2 separate regions of the Homo sapiens genome follow, and region 1 is linked to region 2. A link is a contact called in ENCODE Hi-C or POLR2A ChIA-PET data. All regions are on one chromosome and are shown on one strand. Each heading gives the region's core, a stretch centred on a gene start or an enhancer-like site at or near the end of the contact. The rest is flanking DNA. Distances are from core to core; before and after follow the strand shown. Region 1 overlaps LPP (LIM domain containing preferred translocation partner in lipoma). Region 2 overlaps LPP (LIM domain containing preferred translocation partner in lipoma).

The links. A loop is a pair of places that touch in the nucleus more often than their neighbours do. ChIA-PET counts read pairs that join two places held with the same protein, here RNA polymerase II (POLR2A). Pooled maps may share reads with other maps.
Region 1: a pooled map shows a loop between it and region 2 (3-fold over the local background). The contact joins two enhancer-like sites. A Hi-C loop is called at or near these places in 5 of 37 single-sample maps with no recorded cell type and 5 of 50 pooled maps. POLR2A ChIA-PET finds 5 or more read pairs at or near these places in 2 of 52 experiments (B cell and activated B cell).

The regions. Positions count from the first base shown.
Region 1 is chr3:188,698,659-188,704,884 of GRCh38, reverse strand. All of the region lies in intron 7 of LPP (LIM domain containing preferred translocation partner in lipoma), which reads right to left. Among named protein-coding and RNA genes, the nearest start is that of MIR28, 13 kb to the right of the region's middle. Within about 2 kb of position 3,069, at least 4 of the 41 ENCODE cell types and tissues checked have a DNase peak (open chromatin) inside an H3K27ac peak, as active enhancers do.
Region 2 is chr3:188,434,560-188,441,105 of GRCh38, reverse strand. The region is part of intron 4 of LPP (LIM domain containing preferred translocation partner in lipoma); the gene reads right to left. Among named protein-coding and RNA genes, the nearest start is that of LPP-AS1, 130 kb to the left of the region's middle. Within about 2 kb of position 1,850, at least 9 of the 41 ENCODE cell types and tissues checked have a DNase peak (open chromatin) inside an H3K27ac peak, as active enhancers do.

The sequences.
Region 1 (6,226 bases), core at 1,820-4,319, 260 kb before region 2:
GCTGAGATGTTTAGGGCTTCTCGGTGAGCTAGGGGCTCCAGGCCTTGGGTAAGAACGTGGACAAGTCTCAAAATCTAATGTGTTAAACTGTCTTTTGACAAAACAACAACAACAACAACAACAACAAAACAGGTATCTGCAGTGTACACAAAATTTACTTACAATTTCAAGAAGTTCACAGACCACGGGGAATATATTTGCATGTTCTCAATTAGGAACATCCAGGCATTAGAAACCACGGTAAGTGTTTTTAGAAGAGTGTTCTAATCATATTTAGAAAGTTCCCGCTGAAGTAGAGGGTGAATGGGAGAGCAGCAAGACTGAAATGAGATGGTGAGTTTATCTAATATACTGGTGGCCAGAGATAAAGGAATACATTATACGGCAGTATCATTAAGGTTAGAGACAGAGATTTGACTATGACCTTCACTTGGCATCCTTAGGTGAGCTTGTCAACCTTTCATAACTTCAGGTTCTCTTCTATCAATGGACTTGCCAGTGGTACCTCACAGTCTCTGTAAGAATTAAAGTGAGATAACCCACATTTCATGATAAATAGAGTTTAACTACTTTCAGACAATTGTAACAAAGAGGATCTCTTTGAATCTCTCAAACTGCCTCTGAGGGAGTGGATTATTACAGTTCAGGTAGTGGAATTGAAAATGAGGTTGGGAAGTGACCTACACCTTTTCTCCAGGCTTGCAATACAGGGAGACCTTGAGCCCAAAATATGGTGTCACCTGTCTCCAAGTGCCATGCATTTTTTCCCCAAGCAAACGATGCTTCCCACAGAGAGTGCTAGAAAAGTATAAAATATTACCTCTAATAATAATGGTGCAAGTTGTTTTAATTAAGCCAAACGACTGTTAGAGAAAACTTGATAATTCCTGTCTTCAGTCTTAGGATGGACCCTCAGAGAACAGACACAATTTATCATTGTCTCAACCTAATATCAGTTTCCCTTTCAATATAGACAAGGCAGCAAGAAGGCCGATCCTGTCCTTTATAAATCTAAGCCAGAAATTTAGATTCTACCCCTAGCACTTACATTTCAAGTATAAATCTAATTTCAAAGTACTTACCTTGTCAATATTTCACAGATTTTGAGAAAAACGTTATCATTCTTTTTGTTCTCTGAATACTCTATTTGCTTGCTATGCTGTTTCTGAAATAACACTTGGAAAGGCTATTTTCTGTTAGATTCTACTCTTTTATCTAATGCTAATTATGGATTCCTGTTTTTTTCTTATGATGAAAGATTCTGAGAGACCATTTCTTTCAGTATTTCTGAAGTTTATTTGGCTAGAGAACAGCCTCCACCTCCACTCCACGGCTGTCACTAACCCAGTGCAGAATACTTAACACCTGTGGAATACACCATGGAGAAACACAGGGTTCCTCCGTTAAGAGTTGTCTCTTACACCAAAGAAGACAGCTTAAAACTTTCAGTGTTCGAGCCTAGAAGCAGTAATCCAGTACTATTCTTACTGTCATAATCAGAGACCTACTCTAATACCTCTCTCTCGATAGTGTTTAGGGCTCAATACCTCCTAAGAAAAATGAACAACTGTGTCCAACTTATTTGTTAATAAGCAACTTCTAGCATATTGTATGGGTAATAAAACACGATTGAATATTTGTGGTGGGAGGTGCTGAAAGGGAATAGTTTGTGTTATTTTTGTTTCTCGTTTCTTCAGAAGTAGAAGTGTGAGTTGTATCAGCAACATATTCACTGTAGCATATTAATTCCTCATGTTTGCAAGACCCTTTTCAAGATGCCTACTTTCACAGATGTGAAATCTCAAATGCCTACACAACAGCCCTGTATGACATGTAATCCTATTTCTGGATGAGAAAATAGAGACTTAAGAAGATAAGTGAGCAACCTTGTAGAGGTACCGCTGCTTAAAAACAGCAGAACGTTGAAACTGGGGTGTGCTGAGTTGGGCATACTTCTTCACTGCAATGCCTCTCGGGGTTTTGATATCATTGTCTCCAAGACTTTCTAGTTCTCTTACTGTGCGGCTGTTTGGATTTTAGTCTGAGTCTATTATCTAAGCAAAGATTTCTTTTATCAGAGTGGAGGTTTGCTGCCAAATAGCAAAACAAAGACATTGTGAAGCAAACCTTTCTCTTAAAAAAAGACATTCTTGTAAGTATCAATCTTAATCACTAATATGTTTGTTTCTGAAATACCCGAATCTCTTACTAAAGGCAAGTTAACGTTATATGATCCACAGGTGAGTTACTGAGCGACAGATTTTAGAGGACTCCGTCAAAATTGTCTTAACATAAATCTCCTACGGGATTACCAAGTGCCAAGAACTTTAAGTATAAAGACAAATTATTCAGAGATCCTGTCTCTAACAACTCACAGTTTGGGAAGAAAGAGACATGAAAATAGGCAATTACAATAAAGTCTAAGCTCTAAAACACAGGTATGAATTCAGTGTTCTGAGACGGAAGAAGGCTGCCAAAAAAAGATGACCTGTAGTTTGATCTTGAAGAATAAATTGCGTACAACAGCCGGAAAAAAAAAAAAAAGAAGAAGAAGAAGAAAAGAAAGAAGGAAGAAAGTTAAAGGCATTTCAGGAGGAACATGTATATCTAAAAAACTGTTAAGAGGAAAGGCTGGGCGTGGTGGCTTACGCCTATAATCCCAGCACTTTGGGAGGCTGAGGGAGGCGGATCACGAGGTCAGGAAATCGAGACCATCCTAGCTAACATGGTGAAATCCCACCTCTACTAAAAATACAAAAAATTAGCCGGGCATGGTGGCGGGTGCCTGGTGTCTGTAGTCCCAGCTACTCTGGAGGCTGAGGCAGAAGAATTGCTTGAACCCAGGAGGCAGAGGTTGCAGTGAGCCCAGATCACATCATTGCATTCCAGCCTGGGCGACAGAGCGAGACTCTGTCTCAAAAAAAAAAAAAAAAAAAAAAAGGGAAAAAAACAGAACTAGGATGAGAAAAGAGAAGTAAGATATGGTCAATGCCAAGCCTGTTTTAAGTAATGGGAAGTCATTATGAGATTTAAAAATGGGAGCTGAGTTTTTATGAAAGTCATGCTTCTGAAGTAAGTGTATTGGCAAACATCTTCTAACACCAAGACCACTGACACTTTCAAAAAAAAAAAACGCAGCCAGATATCGTGGCATTCTGAGCAATTTAGTGGCTAATATGCTTTAAAAAGGACTGATGTTTACTAAGCATGGCAGAGCCTGCTAACTGCTCACCAAAATCCATTTCCTCCTCTTGCTGGGCACACTGCTAGACTACATTTCCCATGCTCCTTGCAGTTAGATGTGGCCTTGTGAGGCACAGGAAGGATGGAGACTGGGCCCTGAACTACCACATGGAGATAAGTCACTCGCTGGCCAGGCTGACCTGCCTTACGGCAATACAATATGCTCAAAGGTTAATCGTTGAAAGTCATGGGAAATTGAATGCTTTATATTCTTTCTATGTTTCTGTATTTTCCCTTCTTAAAATAAAGATTTTTTTTTTTTCAGCTGAAAATTATCTAAAACTGGTTCTTCTTTGCCATTCCTCTTTTCTTGCTAGGGGCCCAGGTGATTGTCATTCAAGAAAATACTTAATATGAAGCCAAATTTACAGCCAAATCTGGGTCTAAATCCCTGGTAAACATTATGGGTGGGACTATGCAGTAATGAAGACTTGCTTCTGAAACAAAATGTACACATGAATAGGACCCTTGATGAAGAAGGAAACTCCACTAGATTAAGAATAACATACATAACAGTATCTGTCATATTCATATAACACTTCATGGTATTTGATTATACATTTACATAGAAACCCATAAATACAGAAGACCTGACTATTCAGAATATCTTTAATCTTAGTTCTGCCTTTAAGTTGTCCAGTGATTTTGCTCAAATCATTTCCATTTTCTGAGCCTCAGTTTCTTTATGTGTAACATGTTATTTTCAAAGCTTCCTTTGGTTCTACTCTATCATTTTTTTGTGCCCATTTGTGCCCATAGTATGCAAGACACATATCATTACCAATCTTTAGAGTGAAATCACAGATATTCATATTTACAGATCCTTTGTAGTCTATAAAAATAGACACACTGAGTAAGTGGAAACCTCATTATGACAGAGATTTCCATTTATGAGAGGACTTAAGCCAGTTGTCAGCATCCCCTGAAACATCCAGAACTTCATTCAGCATTCTGAATCTGAGTAAGCAATGGGCAGGTCACAGGGTTTCTGCAGCCTACTGAACTTTCACTACACTTGGGGCATGAAATCAAGAACACACAAAGGTTAATCACCTTATCATCCCACTGCCCCTTTTCTGAGTGGAGAAGAAAAATATCCATCATCCTTTCTAAAGGAAAAAGGAAGCATGGGAAACAGCCCGCACTAAGGTGCAAATGGCTCCCAGGAAAACACCACACCATCTTGCATCTTTGTTACTACAATTTACCTACTTTAACCTGTGTGCTAAGGATCCAATTTACAAAATGGATACCCACTATCTGTCGCAATGTCAGCCCCCTGAGTTCCTCTGGGGCTGACCTTGGCGTGATCATTTTTCTTTCTTGAGTGCTTACCTGCTGTTGATTTCTTTGTTACATGGTGTTAGATAACTCAAATTTACTGCAAATCTGAACCTTACCAGAAAAGCACCGCTCAGGCGGATAAAACACCGGGAAAAGGCAGCCAAGATATTCAAAAAGATTACATGATAATGAATACTCTATCACTCTGGGTACCAGAGCTGCTCATTTTTCTTGTCCATTTGTAGTGATGTACAAGAGGTTCCTTCCCTCAGAGGGAAAATAACTTCAATTATGTGTTCTTGAAAAAAAAGAAACATTGAAATTATCTTCTTTTCAAAAGGTAGAATTAGCCCCGTTTTAGAGCTGAAAGCCTGCCAGAAAAAATATATTTCTGATATTTTCGTTCTTTTCCCCCCTTCTATTTAGCTGTGTCAAGTCTGCAGTTTGCAATTTCCTGTGGCTGCTTCTACTTTTTGACTCTCACTGAATTATACTCTACTCTCAACATCTCACTGCTTAAATGGAAGGAGAACCCCTTCTGGCCAGGGGCAGATGATTTGCTGGATACCTCTTCTGTTTCAGGTTAAAAGCGATGGCCACAGAGAAGGAAAGAAGTGGAAGGTGGATACCTGACTATCTGAATTGAAATCTTCTAAATGAACACTCCTCACAGCTCCTTGGGATTAGAAAAGCATGCTCTTGGTTCTTCTATTCTTATGTTCCATTTTATTGAAGAATGAATTTTAAGGACACAAAGAGGAAGACCCAGAAATTTTGACTTTAAAAGTTTGATTCTTGCTTTGAAACTCATCCCAGTTGATCTTCAACTTTCGAAATCTTGATTTTCTTAAAATCTCTACTTCCTCATATTCCCTTTCTCATGCCATGCATCGATGCCCATAAAATGCCTTTTCTTAAACCAAATTTGGAGTCATAGCCAAGGATGGATGATTCTGAATTACAGACAGGAGGAGTTGTTGGAAGAGTTACTGCAGCTGGGAAAAGGCCTGGGCATCCAGTCAGGGGGCCCTGGTCTCTGCACACAAGGGTTTTATCTAGGCTGAGCTGGGGGAAAGTGAGGTCTCTCCACACCCACCTCTCTCCGTCTCCACGTGTCAAGGCAGCTATAATAGTGCCTGGGCTTGGAGCATCTGGCTCTTAGGCCTGATGTCTAAGATACTACTTAAGTTCTCCAGTGATTTCTTTTTCTATTGTTGATTTTCTCATATATAAACTGGAGAATAATAATATCTGATTCATATGAAGAAGCTTTGTAACATATTAAATATCAAATAGATGTCAGTTATAATTATCAAGAGGGACAACTTAGAAACCACTAACAAAGATGATTTTCTTCTTGGAAGCAGAATGTTTGCAGAATGAGATCTCTCCAGTAACTCTCCACTTTTCCATCTGCTGATAAAGGACTTCAGTGTAGTGTACCCGAATTTCACATTAATTGTTGCTTTAGCAAGGGATGTAATTACTCTGAGTACTTTTTAGCTACAAATCTTGAAATTCATGCCATTTGGTGAACGTATGCCTTGCTGCCTCTCCAACTATTAATTCTTGTACAGTCTCGCCTTTAGGACCAAAAGACAAATAGTAAAGTAAAGCTCATGCTTGGCTATTTAGAGCAGAGCAGCCTCCCTTAGGCTTCGGCAGACAAGGTACAACCACTGATGTTATCCTGCCGGGT
Region 2 (6,546 bases), core at 601-3,100:
GTGAATATTTTTTATAAACAAAAAGAAATCAATCCATATATCTGATGTATACAGGCACGCACACACACACACACACACATATTAAGGGAGAGAGAGTACACTGCATCAATCCATATATCTGATGTATACAGGCGCACACACACACACACACACACATATTAAGGGAGAGAGAGTACACTGGATTTCTCATTATCATACAATTTTCTTTTTAATCCCAGCAATTTTGCAGTTGCTCTGTTGCCTTTCTTTATGCAAAGTTTTCTATGCCAGCAGAAGATGGGAGAAGGAGGTAAAGATATGTAAAGGTCATTCTGCCTGACTCCTCCATTCACAGTCAGAATAAACAAAGGACTGGAATCAAACCCCAAAGGTCAAACTGCACCACTGTGTGATGATACTAATTAAGATAACCTATGGTAAAATTGGTACCAGCAGTAAGTTTCAGGAAAAATCTTGTGACTTTAATGTGACCATGAATTGACATCTAAGGGAAAGAGTAGCATAATTTTTACTTAATGTTTTGTCAGCAAGCATGCAAGAATGTCAGATGTAAATAACCGAAGCAGCATATTTACATCTGGTTTCCTATATTTAAAAAGCTGATGTGAAATCCTAGACTGCATGTCTCTTCTCTATCAATCATGAAGGACTACAAAAAAATCCTAGAAGGAAATGCTACTGCTTTGTAAGATCATTTATTAATGATAACATTCAGTAAGTGCTTACTAAGTGCTAGTCACTACTAAAAAAAAACTTTAAATATAATACTTAACCTTGACAACAACCTAGGAAGTAGAAATGGTTATTATTCTCTTTTTTACGAAAGAGGACACTGAAAATCAGCAAAGTTCACTAACTTTTCTAAGATCACACACAGTTAGCATTTACCAAACATACTAAACAGCTGTCATTCATCTGGCACTGTGCTAGGAGACCAGGAAGGTTGGGGAAGGTGAAAGGTAGAAAGGAAGACATTTCTGATCCAGAGATGTGTCACACACTGGTTTTAACCAAAGAACTTGCAGAGAAGCTAGGACATGAACAAAAATTTTGATAATCCAAGGTACAAAAATTTAAGTACCACGAGAATGCACAGTTAAGTTCCATCTCCATGTTTATGTGTATGAGTGAGGGTGGGGGCATAGATGAGATAAATTCCAGACAAAACAAATTACAGAATTAAGTGGAATAATCCTATCCTGCACAACTTTAGACATGTCGGTTACAGATTGATTCCTTTAGGACAGGCCCACAGCCTATGTATTCTCTGAACTTGTTTTCCCTGTGGTTAACTTGGTAATATAGTGAACAATAACTAGGATAGAAGGTTCCCAAGGGCAGCTACCATGTCTGTACTGCATCCTCAGTGCCTATGATGGTATCTACTACACAGCAGTGCTAAGACATACGGAGTTATATGTTGAACAAGTTAAAATATTCATTACTTAATTAAACATTGAGCAAAATAATGAATACAGAAACATAAAGCCAGGTATAAAAGAAGTATAGACTCCACTGGACTTCATGAACTGTCCCCAGGTTTAACTTTGCAAATCTGAGTGCCAAGGGACTTTTGTTAGACAGCAAGTGGGATTTCTCTTGAGTGAGACTACACTAGTTACCTAACTGGTCAATTATCTCGAGACTACCAAGGAGCAAAACATGAAGGTTTGTTTTACTCTCTGCCAAGGCAGGAAGCACACAGCGAAATACAAAAGCTGTATTTTCTAGAACTCTCTTGAGAGCTGTAAAGTAACTCATTTGCAGAAGTCGCTGATTTTGTACATGGGGACTGGTTGGTGAGATTGAGGAAGCGAATGATGGTTGACTTCCTGGAGTGAGTCACGGCTGTAACCCCCTTTAACATTATTAATAGAACAGAGGGAAAATTTCCAGGAAACACCAATTACCACAACAACCAAAATAGAAAAGGTGGCTGGTGACTTAATCACCAAACTTTAGGGGAGACTACTCCCCTTTCTTTATCAGAAAATGACAATAATAAATCAAACTAATACATTTTGAAACTAGTGTACCTGCATGTTTTAACAATTTGCAGAGTTCTTTAATCCTATACTAAGATTTTGCTCTAGCAGAATGACCATACATACTCTGCACTAACTACAGTTGAGCCAAAGTTTTGAAAACATGATTAGACCTCCAAGAAATAGACATATGCATTCAATGATTCATTTAGCCATTATTCCTTGTTTTAAACTTTAAATCAATAGGTATTTAATGGGAACCTGCTATGTACCAGAATCTTATTCTCTAAGAAACAAAGAATTAAATAAATGAGGTAACAACTATAATAAGTGTCCTATCCTCTGCTCACCATCGTAATTCTCTTCACGTGGTTTTTACGTTATAGTGACATTAAGGCTAAGAGATTAGTTCTGTTCTATAGCCTCAGGAAGTGTAAAAAACCTTAGGTCTGCCTAATAAGTTCAAAAACCTATGAGATTCTAGTCCTGTTCTGCAGGTATGCCATGCCTGCCTCCATAGTTTAATCACCTCATAAATGGGAAGAACAGTGTAGTTACTACACGTGTAAGTAAGCTCTGGGGCCAGGTTGCCTGGGTAGTACTACTTAATATGGGACTCAAAGCAAGTTATTTCACTGGTTGGGGCCTCAGTTTCCTCATCCAGAAAATGGATATTAATAATAGCACTACCTCATAATATTATGAGGATTAAATGAGACTGTGTGTGTGTGTGTGTGTGTGTGTGTGTGTGTGTGTGTGTGTGTGTAATGCATGGAATAGTGTCTGGAACACAACACCTTAAAATGTTTTACTAGTATTCTCATTATAATTACCACAGCTACTCTAAGATTGGGCTTTTTCATTAGTCACAGGAATATAATCAGTTCCTCAGTTACACAGCTATGACTGGTCATACATTCTAACCAACCTGTCTGTTTGGTCAGTTATGATCCATCACCATGCTTAGCCATCCTGACTGCAATGAAACGACATGATCCAGTCCAAAAGGATATTATATCCAGGCAGTCTAGTTGGGCCACAACTGATTTATCTCCATTGCCTATTTAAATTCAGTGAGTGTGGCCAAGAAAAATAGCCTGTCCATCCTGTCCCTACCCACCTTATACAAATAAATATCTTCCAACTTAACCAGTTACAAATGTCCTTTTGGCCCCCAAGTGCTTCGGCAAAGCTATCACACTTACTGCAGAATGGAATTTAATTAAAGGGATACATAGTAAATACCAATTCATAGAAGCTAGTAATAGCATGCTCCCAATTTCTTCAACATGTCTAGCTTCTCAAAAAGCTATACCCATGAAGACCTTCATTATGTTCTCTAACATAAAAACACTTAAAGCAGTGAAATAACACAAACGACCAGTAATATGGCAATAGTTCAATAAATTCTGGGATGCTTACTTCAAGAACTATAATGCCATTGCTAAATATGATGGTGGGGAATTCTTATTCTGTAGTATTAAGTGAAAAAAATGCAAAATTATGTCTATCTTTAGTTACATATTATGAAAACTATAAACATATATTGGCAAAGACTAAAAGAGTACAGAGAAAATGGAGTTGATGTGTTAGAGAGACAGAATTGTAGGTTTGTTTTTTAAACAAATTTGCTTTCTTGTTATAAAGTCATTTGTGTACATATTTAAGTGTGTGGAATATCTTTAAACTTACCTGAAGTCCACAAAGAACAAAAATATCCAAGAAGGATTTATGTGATTGAAACATATTAGCAAACATCAAGTGCATATCAAATTATCCTAATAGCAGGAACTTTTCCTGTTGAAGGATACACAAGGCATTACTTAGCATATCATTCAAATGCACGTACTTTGGAACGGAAGCTCTAGTATCCTCCTAGATCCATTTAGGCCTGAATCCTACAGAAAAAGCACTGTACCTAAGTCTCATTTATCAGCAGCATCAAGTGTTATTTAGGAAAGTTGCTCACATAAAAGATCATCATCTTAATTTCTAATTATTACCATGGTAAGCAGCTGTATAAATGGCTAAATAAGGTATGGTTCTTAATTCCAAGGAATTTACATCTTTAACTCACACTGTGGCTCTAGGCTCCAGGCTGAAAGGTTGGCAGAGTCTTTACTCTTTTCCTCTCTGATCCCCTGGATCATCCCTACTGCACCTCTGAAAACTGTTGCTCTGTGCACCTCATGTCCTACCCCCCATCGAAGTCGCCTGTCTCCATTAAAGCTGGCCGTGCCACCCCACACCCCAACCCCACTCTGCCTGCTCACCATCCCACTACCCATCTTCACCCACAGACAATCTTACCTACACAAACTTTAAAGCCCATCTACTTTTGCCCTTGTAGGCCTTAAAATATATATTCTTTTTCAAAATTCATACTGAAATTCAAGTCTGGGCCTACCACTATACACCTAATTATTTTCTAATTGGTTTTCTATTTTTAAAATCTCACCAAAAGCCCTTTTTGGCCTTTTGCATAGAAATCCCAGGCCTTACATTTTTGCTTTTGTTTTCTCCCAAGGCAATTAACAGTACTGAACAGATATCGGGTCCTAAGTAAATATATGCTTACACAAACATTATTTATACATAGAAAATGTTGAAAATAAACAGGAGTTGTTCACGAAATGCAAACATGTTTCTCAAGTAATATCTGCACTGTCCATTGAGATGATTAGAACACAGAATCTAGGAAATGTTAAATCTGGGAATCAAAGATCTGATTCTGATGTTGACACCCTAAGCACTAGTGGCTCCGTTTCTTTTAGCCTCAGTTTCTTCGTGTAAAATAAAATTTACTAAAACTGATAACGTCAATTATATATCAGCCATAACCTTAAGATGATCCACCTTATCTCCCTTGGGTCAGAAGTCAGGAGCCCTGTTATTCTGGTATTGGTATCACAACACTATAGTCAGTGGTACTAGGTGACATTACCTCTAGATATTTCATTTTAGTAATCTACACAATGGAAGAGTAACTCTTGCCATTTACATATCCACGAGTTCCAAGGATCAAATAAAGTAATGTGTGTGCTATGAATGTAAAACACCATATTATAATGAAAAATTGCATTGGCTCCTGTTATTGTTAATATTAGGTTTGGGACAGAGGAAGAATGGAAGTTCAAATGGTGGGAATGTTGCTTTAGAAGCGATCTATGGCAAGGAAACAGGTCAGGAAATGCAGCTGGAGAAAGCCATATGCCTTTTGTCTCTTTAGGACAGCAGGAAAGCTGTAGAGAAAAGGAAGACTGAGTGAGATGTGCAAGTGCCTCAAGCTTCAAGGAAAGGGACAAAATGGAAGCAACATTACAAACACAACATCCTCAGATTAATTCAGGTTTATGCACTTATTTCCTGTAACTGATGTAATAAACAAACCTTAGTCTGATTCAGAAAGTGACATCACAGAGATTATTTCCAATATCCCCAAAAATGTGGGGTATTTCCATGGTTTATAAATTTCTAAAGGTAAAATCAAACTAAATAAAGCCTGCATTAAGAAAAAAGAAAGAAAAAGAAACATATTCAGATATTATTTATCCTGAAAAGAAAACAGGTATTAATTTATATTTCCTTATTTACTTTCCCCCTCCCCCCAACAGAGAAACAAATTATATAACACCTTGTGTTTATATAAACGTGTGTCTCCAAGTAGGAGGTAGTACTGTACAAATACTATTTAATCAAACCTCACCTTATCACTAAATGTGGGCAATGGATCATTATTAAAAAGTCATGTTAAATTGGAAGAAAAAACAGCTATAAAATAATAGGAATATTTAGTGGTAAAAAGTAAACCCTTGTGAGTTCAATGAGGTCAAAAAACAGAACTCAAAGGAGACAATTAAGACTCCATTCTTTGATTCCCTACAACATTTAATCTACCCGGAACATCCTATTATTATCAATATTTTCCTTCCCTCAAAGTCCACAGCAAAGCCTTCCTCCTTATATACTAGTGTAGCATTCAGACATTCTTCCCAGTAAGATTAAATTATCATTTTTCTGAGTTTTTATATTTTACTTCTACCCTACCTGTAGTGTTTAACAAATTATATATTTTCTTCGAATTATGTTTATATGTGCGCATGGTATACTCCTATACCACACTGAGATGTTTGAAGTTATGTACTAAGCTTCAGTCTTTCATGTATACTTGTTCCTAGCACAGATCTTTAAAGAAAGTAGGAAGTCTATCATTCCTTTTCAAGAACTAAATCTTGGAAACAAAGACATTAGACAGGATGGTTTCTGGAGCCCCATCCAGCTATAAATTCCAAGATGTTACAGCCAGAAGGAATTTATGACATCATCTAATTCGATCCATCATTGACCCCAGGCTCAGAGTGAGAAAAGGATGCCATCAAGCGCAACCAAGTCTCCTGAGTCCAGTCCGGTGCTTCTTGAACACACTGTGGCACTTTTCTAAACTGAAGATAGTCCAGGGGGAATTGCCTCAGGTTTATCCCCTTAAATTCCAAACCAGGACAGACTCTTAGGATACATCTACTTGGCAGATGACAAGAAAATATTTAGCTTAAATAGCTGT